2 separate regions of the Homo sapiens genome follow, and region 1 is linked to region 2. The links are chromatin loops, found by intact Hi-C in ENCODE. Cell type or tissue: PC-9. All regions are shown on one strand. Links, peaks and the distances in the headings refer to the core of each region. The heading gives the core; the rest is flanking DNA.

Region 1 (5,382 bases), core at 315-5,314, 84 kb before region 2:
ACTCCTAGGCATGGAGCACCAGCTGCGTTCCTTCCTTGTCTTAGGCCACGAGAAATGAGGTCTCTGAACAAAGAGCACTGCCCAGCCCATCTGGGGGCCTGGATCCTGATGATTGTGGGAGAGAGGGAGGGATTCATTTCCCAGATTGCCCAGCCTTTCCTGTCAGCCCAAAGACACGTTGGACTCTAAAATTTTGTATAGTTTAATCCCTCCTCAGCACAAAAACAAAGGTAGTAATCATGATATTATTAAAGAAAAAGGCTTTATTTATGGCAGGACTGTGATTTAATTTTACATGTGTTTGTAGAGGGGTGTGTGTGTGTGTGTGTGTGTATCCCCATTTGTGGTCTGAACACATCTTTATTATTAACTATGTGATCAAATAACAGCCTTCTTATTTGGATAAAGAAAATAGAACTTATTTAAATGAGATTGAGTCCCGCTTATGTGCTGGTATAGTGGAGAGAAAGTACTTTCTTGTTGATTTAAACTCTACCCTGTTTCCTCCTCTGTCAGATAGGGACAGTCATGCCTGTATTACATGATTAGTGTGGGGATGAAATGAAGAGCTGTGCATGTGATGTGCTCAGTAGACATAAGGCCATTCCACATTGGCTGTGCCTGTTCATATAGAGAGGTTATTTCTGGGAAAATGAGAGGTCCTTTGTATATTCTTTGAGTGGTAGTCATGAGGAGAGTAGTTACGTCAATACAAGCTCAAGTGGATGGGCATAATCGCTTATTGGGCCCCTGCTAAATGAGAGTCAGTCTACAGGTTGTCCCCTGAAATCTTTAGATTCCCCCTGTAAATATAATTATTTTCTGTGACTTACAAATGAATACACGAGGCTCCGGTTAAACATTGCGCACAGAGTGTAGTTGAAAGGGTGCACACTCCTCCGTTGACATTCTGGCTCTGCCCTTGTTCCCTGTGTGACCACAGGCAAGTTACTTAACCTCCCTGAGCCTCAATTTCCTCACTGGTAAAATGGGTCAGTGGCTGACACACAGATCGGGCTAGTCCTAGGTATGGCCAGCTGTGCTCTTCCCACCATGTGCAGTGGCTCACACCTGTAATCCCAGCACTTTGGGAGGCCGAGGCGGGCGGATCACCTGAGGTCAGGAGTTCGACACCAGCCTGGCCAGCCTGGTGAAACCCCGTCTCTACTAAAACCACAAAAATTAGCTGGGCGTGGTGGTGGGCGCCTGTAATCCCAGCTACTTGGGAGGCTAAGTCAGGAGAATCAATTGATCCCGGGAGGCAGAGGTTGCAGCGAGCCAAGATCGCACCACTGCATTCCAGCCTGGGCGACAGAGCAAGACTCCGTCTCAAAAAAAAAAAAAAAAAAAGAGAAAAAAAGAAATATGTTGGGAGGCGTGTGGTGGACTGTGGCTTTTATCTTTTTCTGCCATCTGTTTCCAGGACAAGAATCAGGGTTTTGTTTTGGTATTTTATTTTGGAAACAGGGTCTCACTCTTGCTCACGCTGGAGTACAATGGTGTGATCAGAGCTCACCGTAACCTCAAATTCCTGGGCTGAAGCAGCCTGCTGCTTCATCCTGGCAAGTAGCCAGGACTACAGGTGCGCACCACCACACCCAGCTATTTTTCTTATTTTTTGTGGAGACTGGAGTCTTGCTCTGTTGACCAGGTGGTCTTGAACTCCTGGTCTCAAGCAGCTCTTCCGCCTTGGCCTCCCACAATGTTGGAATTACAGGTGTGAGCCACCAGGCCTGGCCAGGGATCCATTTTGGATTAAGACACACCAATTCAAAATGGACTCCCTCGGTACCGAGTGGCAGAAAACCCCCACTTCAGTACTCCAGTAAGAGTGAGTCCCAGAGCAAGGGCCCCAGAGGGAGGAGACACAGGAGTGTGTTCTTACCTCCCCTGCCACCCCCACCCTGCTTAAGCACCAGGAAGTCCAGCTGCATACCCACCAGGATTTAGAATAGTAGGGGTGCACACATTGTGCTCCCCCAAAAATGTCTGTAGGGTTGGACTACTTTAATGACTGGAGACCACTTTTTGATAAACTGGATATTCCGATCTACATTGTACAAAACAGGAAGGTGCTCATTTTCCTATTTGCAGGTGACATAGTTATATTCTCTTAAGCTGGGCAAGCTTTTATGATAAACTCTGGCCTGACTTCACAGGAAGAAGGGTCGCAGATGGCCTATACTCAAATCAAAGTGCTTATCGGATTTTCTGTAGGAAAGAGTAGACCACTCAGGCCAGGTTCGATGACAGCCACTTCACTGCAGCTCAGGCCAACCTGAGATTTGGAGCTGGCTATAGTCAGTAATGGCAATTGCTGTAGTTCTCCCGGAAAGATATTTAAATGTCACACCACCCACAACCCCCTTCAAATATGTAGTTAGCCAAAGTTCTGCTGTGCCCATGGTTCTCAAAGTGTGGTCCCAGAACCAGCCACATGAGCGTCAGCTGGGAATTTGTTGGAAATACATATTCTCAGCTCACTGAATAGTTCATTAGCTAAATAAACTGATTACCAAGCAGAGGTGGATACATTGCAATTCTGTCATTGTGTTTGAGTGATACACTTTTCTCAGTTAACTTTGCAATTTAAACTCTGCCCCCCCAGCACGCAACTCTGATCCACACTGAAGCTTGAGAACCGCTTCCCTCTACTCCCTGAAGCCTTTCCAGGCATTTCTCCTTTAGTCCAAGGGAGTCCTGCAGGCTGTTGACGCTCTGACTACCGCCTTATTAGAGAGTCAGTACTTTCCGTACCCAGATTCATGTTTGCCAGGGCGTTGCATTGTTCAGCGCTAGAGGTTCTCTGATTCCTGCTGTAGTTTTTTTCCTGGTCAAAATGAGTATTTGGTTACACATGCTTAAAATATTTTCCAAGTTGAAGTTACTGTGGCCACGCCCAGTGGCACAGGACTCCGGGCCTTCAGTTGTGCATTTGTCTTTGTACAGGACTAAATCCTGTTCTCAGGAGCACCAGCCCTGCCCATAGATGGTCTCTCCACTCCGCTTGGTTTTGGAATGGGCCCCTGTATCTTCCTAAGAGAATAACCGCTCTGCCCCCAACCCCCTGCCTGTTAATTTTCCTGAAGAGCACGTCTGTTTTATCTGTGGACACTACCTCGTGAGATTGATAGTGCCTCTTTCTTTGCATGGGCTACTTAGAAAGCTTTGCTGGCAAATCTGTGTCCCGTCTGTAGTAAGTAGCCAGGCCCTCATACCTTGCTCTGTTTGTCCTGGTCTCACTCTTGGATCTTATTTCCCTCCCTTTGTCCTTTTTTTTTTTTTTTCCCAATGACAGACTTAATTTTTAGTTCATTTTGTCTTGTATCTCGTGATACCTTGCCGGCTGCCTTGATTCATTTTGAAAGGAAGGAATTTAAATGGAACACCTCCTTGTTATGAGATACAATGGATATGAGACAACTAGCATTTAGTAAATGATGTCTTTTAAGTGACCGTGTACACCCGAATCTGAGTCCAAACCCCATGCCACTCTATCATGTGGACAAGGATTCAGTTACAACATTTTTTAAACCCCAAAACCTAACAGAACTGGTAATAGGTGGAGATAGCCAAATGAAGGAAGTTCAGACAGAAGGCCCTTTCGTGGGTATTAAGTCTTCCTTCAACATATAGTCCTAAATTGCTCTAAAAGGAGAGTAATGGAAATTGTGGTGTGAACAATCTCTTCATGAGGTTAGAAATGCCTTAGAAACACTTAGCTAAATATACTGTCTGATTACCAAGCAGTGGTGGCTACACTGCAGTTTATGATTCTGTTATTGTTTGAGTGATATACTTTTCTAAGTTTACTTTGTAATTTAAAGCCCAGATGTACTTACTTTTTAACAAAGTAGGTTTACAAGCTTTTCATAGGTGCACCTGCTTCTGAATTAACCGCAACCTGAGTTGCCTCAGGCAGTGCTCTCAGTGAGTCACATTGGGTGTCTGATTTACTCATTGTGTGACCATAGCCTTGTGGCAGATGGTAAGCCCACCCCTTCCCCTCTGTCTCCCCCATCCTCCTGCAGATGCAAAGGGGGAAAGAAGGTACTTAAGTCCACCATTTACTGAATATTCACTGCATGTCAGCTAGGCACTGTGCCAGGTACTTACTCAGCTTTTAACTCTGTCATCTTCACAAGTCTACAGAGGACAGGCTTCAAGTTTTTGAAATGTGGTGGTAGATGTTAATCCCCTCTTTAACTTGGATAATAATTTGAAATAAGCTGGAACTTTTACACATTTGAGTATGAAAATGGATGCTGAGCAGAACTTACTAAGTAGAACTTTTGTTGTTCTTCCAGAATCTCCACTGATTAAGAATCAACTGGCATAATGGATATACAAGTACTTTGTACCATTACACTTTTGTACAATGGAAGAGACTATTACATAAATGACATTGTGGTGGTTTGACAGCTTTAAGGGTCTCTAATTAGTAGGGAAGAGCATTTGAGCTGTTCGCTAAAGCTAGAGAGCCCAGACGTTGTCTTTATTGGGTTGGGGAAGCCTCTAGAGAAGTCTGCTGGCATGAGAGCAACGTGTGTCGAAAATGGACCTTTGCAACTATGAAACACAGATAATTGGGGTATAAAGATGGTACATTGGCACCTAGTTATTCTCATTTGGATCTGAGCAGTATTTTAAGTCTGTAGGTCTAGTTCTCAGAAACCCTGCAATGAGAAGAAAGGAGAGGAAATGTGTTTATTGAGTGATAGGGATATGGGGCCAGTGTGTGCTTGGCATGGACCATGTCTCCACATAAGTCTTCTATCCTGCTATCTGGCCGCTGCATCTTGTTCTTATCTGCCAGATGTCTTTCTTTCTCCCAGACCTCAATACTTTTTTTTTTTTTTTTTTTTTTTTGCCAGTGTTTAGCCATCCTGGATCCGTCCCCACTAAAGAGTGATTCTTGGTACCTGACAGATACTCTGATGTTACCCTGGAAGCCCCGTGTCCCTGACTTGCTTAGATATGCAGGGCAGGGTATTCTGCATTAAGAATGCTCAAACCTATTTCTTGGCCTTGTTCCAGGTCTTTGAACATTTATGAGAGAGGCTTGCCTAGTCTTAAAGATGTGCTAAAATGGATATCCTCACATGGAAAAAAGCCTTACCCAGTCTTCAGAAAAAATAAAACCTAGACTGGGCATGGTGGCTCACGCCTGTAGTCCCAGCAATTTGGGAGGCTGAGGCAGGTGGATCGAGACCAGCCTGGGCAACATGGCGAAACCCTGTCTCTACCAAAAATACAAAGAATTAGTCAGGTGTGGTGGTGCGCACCTGTAGTTCCACCTACTTGGGTGGCCAAGATGGGAGGGTCACTTGAATCTGGCAGGAAGAGGTTGCAGTGAGTTAAGATCATGCCACTGCACTCCAG
Region 2 (5,382 bases), core at 120-5,119:
GACTGAAGCTTCCTCTTGGTTGAGCAATAAAAAATTCACTGGTGACTCCAGGAAGAGCATTTTTAAAGGTGATAGGACCATTGGAAGGCCAATTTTAAGAGTGGGCTCAAGGCAAGGAAGGATGGACAGCAAGGATCAGCACTTTGTTAAGAAATTTAGCGGTAAAGGAGGCAAGAGCTGGAGAGTGACATGGGGTTGAAAAAAATCCTGCTTCACTTCTCTGTTTCTGTTTCATGGGACTCTCCAAGAATGGGTCTCTCCATCCTAACAAAAATCGCTTGTGTTCTCAGCCTATTTTGCTTACTCATAATTGTGTAACAAACCACTTCAAGAAACTTAGTGGCTTAGACTATGATGATTTATAATTTCTCAGGACTCTGTGGGTTGACTGGGCAGTTCTCTTCATGTGGTGTGGGCTGGAGCACTAGTATGCTTGAAATGTCCAAATGGCTGGCTGTGGCTGCTGGCTGCTGCCTGGGAGCTCAGCTAGGGCTCTCAGCCAGGGGTCTTGGTTTTCTTCCAGGGGTCCTTTCTATGTCGTTGCTTGAGCTTCCTCCCAGCATGACAGCTAAATTCCAAGATGAAACATTTCAAGAGTGCAAACACATAAACTGCTAGTCTTTTCTAAGGCTTAAGCCTGAAACTAGCATAGCATCACTTTCACCACATTCCATTATTTAAAATAGATCACAAGGCAGCCCAGATTCAAGGGAGAGGAGACTACACAAGTGTATGAATACAAGGAGGCATGGAAGACCACCAAAATAAAAACCTAACAAGTAGAAATGACCCAGAGAAGAGAGAGAGGTTGCAAAGGGGTTGCAGGAAATTTGGTGGAGGGGTGAGGGATATGTTTTTATTTTAATTGTAGTGATGGTTTTACAGGCTGACTCATGTCAAGCTTATCAAATTATACACTTTAAATTTGTACAGTTTGTTGTATATCAATTATACCTCAAATACGTCTTTTTTTTAAAAGTGCAATCTACTTACAGAGTAAATATTTCAGTAAATTGTGGTATATCCATTAGGTAAAATATTTTATAGCAATTACCAGTGATAAGAACAGTGTGAAATAGCAGGAGAAATGTTTCTGATGTAAAGACAAATGAAAAAAGCAAGTATGAAATTCTGGGTACACTGAAAATTTTGTAAAAATGTGTATATGTGGGCAAGGCTAGGAAAGCATTCACAGAATGAAAATACCATCATTAGGCAGGTGGAATAGCATGGATTTTCCCCTTCAATTGTCCGCATTTTCTGCTCTGTTGCTATATTTGCTTTATAATTAATCTCTTGATCCTTCTATTTTTGCACTCATTCTCTTATCTGCAGGCCTTCCACATGGGTCAGGCCTCTTCAGCTGAGGCTCTGGCAGTGTAAATCCTGCGTCTGTCTAAAGCACTTTGTTTCTGTGTGGTTCACTCCTGATACAGGGCCACTTGTGCGAGAGTTGAGAGGGAGACAGGCAGGGCTCTTGGGGAGTGATACAGCACTTATGTGTTCGTCAATTCTAATAACAGGCTTGCTCCTTCTCCCACCTGGGGCTGTCACTCTGGCTTCCAAATCCAGACAGGTTTCTGTTTCAAAATTACTTCCTTATTAGTCATTCCCTTTCCACTTCCCTTTTCTGCCACCTTCTTATAAAACACACTGGTTCAGCAAGCTCTGTGTGTCTGAATCACTGCCAGGCCTCAGCTCCCTCCCTGGCTGCCCCAGCTGCTCCCCCACCATTTAGCAGAACCATGCAGGCATCCAGAAATGGGGAAACAGCTACAGCTGGTGTCAGCTGCAAAGTTTCTCTCCTGCCCCTCCATCTCTCCCCCTCTTTCCTGACATGTTATATTTTCACAAGAAGGGACTTGGAGAAACGTGCTATTATTCTTTTCTGGGTGACACACAATCACAAAGGCAATCTTCCTGGGAGATGGGCTTAGCAGGGCCAATGCCAGCAATAGGGAGAGAAGGGAGTTAGGCCTTTTAATCACACTCCTTTGGCTCGGTGTATCCATTTTGCCTCCCACGATGGTGCTTGCTGTCTGCTTCGGGTCAGCTCTGCCCCTCAGGGTGATGAGCAAGGAAAGACAGGTGATGGCAGGTTGACATTTACGATCTCACGAGCCAAACTGCTGCCTGCATGCCCAGAAGGATGTGAGGGTACCATGATGGAGGATTGCAAGTGAGAGCCAGAGAGGCACCTGCCAAGCCCCGTCACCTGGCTGCACACACGGTGAGGGAGGGACGAGGTGGAGAGGAATTGTGTGAAGGGAGCAGGGGCCAGCTCTGAGCCATATGTTCTGTTGGGGAGGCTTTTCAGCTATGAGCAGGCAGCCTGATACCTGTTAAATGGCTCCTCAAAGTGGCTACACTAAGACTCAACCCGGTAAGACAGAATGGCAATGTGTTGTCAACTTGATTTGTTCTTAAAATGGGACTTTTTTTTCCTTTGGGCAGAAGGCCTGTCAATTTCCAGCAGGGGCAGCGCAGTCCGCTTCCAGGGAAAACTTAGGTCCTTGCCAGCAGGTGGGGCAGGTGGCCTCCAACCGTGGTTTTTCTCCTCTCACCAGTCCTGTGTTCTCCCTCAAGGTAGCCTTTCAAAGCCATGTTTTCTCCTTCTTCTCTGCTTACACCTCCCGCTGCCTCGCTCACTGTTTTTTTTTGTTTGTTTGTTTTGAGACAGGGTCACTGTCTTTTTAACTGTCCCTTCTCTTTCCTCTTCTGCCTTTTCGTGTTCCTTTTCAGGCAAGAAAAAATGCAAACACGTGCCCATGTGCACACCCACCCAACCCACACACAAGAATTCTGGAAAGAAATAGAGTACCAAAATGTCTTCCTTTCCAGCATTTGTGATTTGCATAATTTAAAACTGCATGTCCCTAACCATTTCATTATTATATTAAATATATAGTATTTCAAAACAGTGGGGGAAAATGATCAAGTTGGACCCACAATGACTTAAAGTTATATTTATGCCTTATCCAGAAAGCTTTCTTTTCAAGAAGAAAATGAGTGACTTTAGAAAATGTATACATTGAGATTACTTTTTAAGGTTAAAAAATGCCAACAATAATGTTAAAAAGTGATGATGCTTGAAATCCTTTAGATGCTCTAAGTACTGGTAATAAACATGTTCTATTTTATTTGAGTTTTTACAGATTGAGAAACTGAAGGACAGATAAGACTCGACTCTCCTGAATCCCAGGCCCTTGCTGGGTCCCCACAAGGTGGTGAGGTCCTTGAAGGTAGGATCTGTTTTATTGAAACATCTTTGCAGCCCCTTTAGGTCTGGAACACAGTAGGGACTCAATAAATGTCTGTGGAATTTAACTATTTCCTGGAAATGACCAACAATATTAATATGTTGAACATGAGGACTTTTAGTAGGATAATTAATAATTTAATAAATATATACATTCTATATTTTCCTTATATCTTGGTAACCAAAAGGGAATTACTTGAGCTAGCAAACTGCAGCCAGTAATGGACAGCAGCAGCCACATTAAGAATGTCTTATTTTCCCAAAGGGATACGATTTTCACATATGGCATTAATTTCTGGGAGTTTGTGAGACAACTGGGACCATTTGAACAATTTTACAGAGATTTAGCTGCTTATACTGAGCTGTGTTGCTCAACCTGACTTACTCCAAAGCCTGAAAGGATGTAGTTCAGGTGTGTTTGGCAGCTGAATGAGGCCACAGTGTTTAGTGTTGGGTTAGCCCGTGATTCTCCACCAGGCTACGTGTCAGAATCACCTGTGGAACGTCTTAATCGATTCCTATTTCCAAGGTCCCTCGTTAAACCAGTTAAATCAGAATCTCAGGAGTAGGGTCTAGGCATTACATTTTTGAAGCTCTCTGGAGGGGTCTCAAAAGAGGCACAAAGAATGAGTGGTGAGAGGGGAGAGCTCCTTCTTGCTTTCTACAAGCTCCAAGTTTGCTTTTAGCCGATAGTGTTAGCCCAGTGTTGTTCAAACCTTAATGTGTACACGTATCGCCTGGGGATCTTGCTGAAATGCAGCTTCTGACTTGGTAGATCTGGCCTGCCGGTGCAGATGCAACTGGTTAGCAGGCCACCATAGGCAGCAAGGATCCAGAGCTGCACAGGCCAATATGGTGGCCACAGGACATGTGTGGCTATTGAGTGTGTGAAACATGGCTAGTCCAAGTTGCAATGTGCTGTAAGCATAAAATAAACACCAGATTTGGAAGCTTTTGTACCAAAACATAGATATATCCATAATAATTTTTATCTTGGTTACATGTCAAAATGATAATATCTTAGACATACTGAGTTAAATAAAATACACTATGAAATTAATCTCGCCTGTTCCTTCTTTTCTTGTTTTAGCGTAACTACTAGAAAATTTGACGTTATCCTAAGCAAATTAATGCAGGAACAGAAAAGCAAATACCACATGTTCTCACTTGTAAGTGGGAGCTACACATTAGCTACTTATGGATATAAAGATGGCAACAATAGACAATAGAGACTACTAGAGGTAGGAGGAAGGAAGTGGGGCAAGGGTTGAAAAACTAACTATTGGGTACTATGCTCACTATTTGGGTGATGGCATCCATTGTACCCCAAACCTCAGCATCATACAATATACCCATGTAACAAACCTGCATATGTAACCCTGGATCTAGGATAAAAGTTGAAATTATTTTTAAAAAGAAAATTAAAAATTACTTATTGACTTGCATTGACTTTCTATTGGGCAGCGCTGGTCTAGGAAACTGTTCAATGCTTGGTGGCAACTGCATAGTGGCAAGGGTGTTTAAATGGGATGAATGCAGTGGCTGGGGAAGTGGTTACCTGCCTAGAATTCAGACTCTACAGGTATAAATTAAGAACAATCATGGCTATCATTTATGAGTGCTTCTACGACCTATCACTGTTCTAAACACTTTACATGAATTATCTCATTTAGTGCTCATAGCAGCCCATGAGGTAAGCATCTCTATTATTCCCATTTCACAGATGGGGAATTTAAGGCAGAGGCAGTTTCAGCAACTTGCCTCAGCTAGCAAGTGAAAGGGTTTAGGGTTGAGCTTTAGAAAGCTCCCTCTCCCTCTGCCCTCTGTTTTAGTCCATTTGTGCTGCTATAACAAAATACCACAGACTAGGTAATTTATAAACTATAGACATTTATTTCTCATGGTTCTGAAAGCTGGAAGTCCCAGGTCAAGGTGCCAGCAGGATTGGTGTCTGGTGGGGGCTGCTCTCTGCTTCCAAAATGGTCCCTTGTTGCTGCATCCTCTGGAGGGGAGGGATGTTGTGTCTTCACATGGCAGAAGGGATGTTGTGTCTTCACATGGCAGAAGGGATGTTGTGTCTTCACATGGCAGAAGGGATGGAGGGGCTGGAGACACTCCCTTCA

What was found. Peaks named below come from ENCODE experiments on the same cell type or tissue, not always from the same donor. Only the 100,000 strongest peaks of a DNase experiment are listed, where the experiment ranks them.
Region 1: a loop joins it to region 2, with 10 times the contacts of the local background. A loop is called at or near these places in 1 of 110 quality-filtered maps.

Annotation. Positions count from the first base shown.
Region 1 is chr7:30,140,084-30,145,465 of GRCh38, forward strand. All of the region lies in intron 1 of MTURN (maturin, neural progenitor differentiation regulator homolog), which reads left to right. Among named protein-coding and RNA genes, the nearest start is that of MTURN, 7.8 kb to the left of the region's middle. In PC-9, for the core only: no CTCF peak of the experiment used is centred there; DNase peaks (open chromatin) are centred at 2,848 and 3,888; H3K4me3 peaks cover 888 bases; H3K27ac peaks cover 1,659 bases; H3K27me3 peaks cover 501 bases.
Region 2 is chr7:30,224,504-30,229,885 of GRCh38, forward strand. It overlaps LOC124901607 (a long non-coding RNA gene), which reads left to right. Exons shown (of 3, transcript XR_007060274.1): 2 at 3,147-3,242. Among named protein-coding and RNA genes, the nearest start is that of ZNRF2, 57 kb to the right of the region's middle. In PC-9, for the core only: a CTCF peak has its summit at 2,430; DNase peaks (open chromatin) are centred at 338, 1,598 and 2,488; H3K4me3 peaks cover 500 bases; H3K27ac peaks cover 2,769 bases.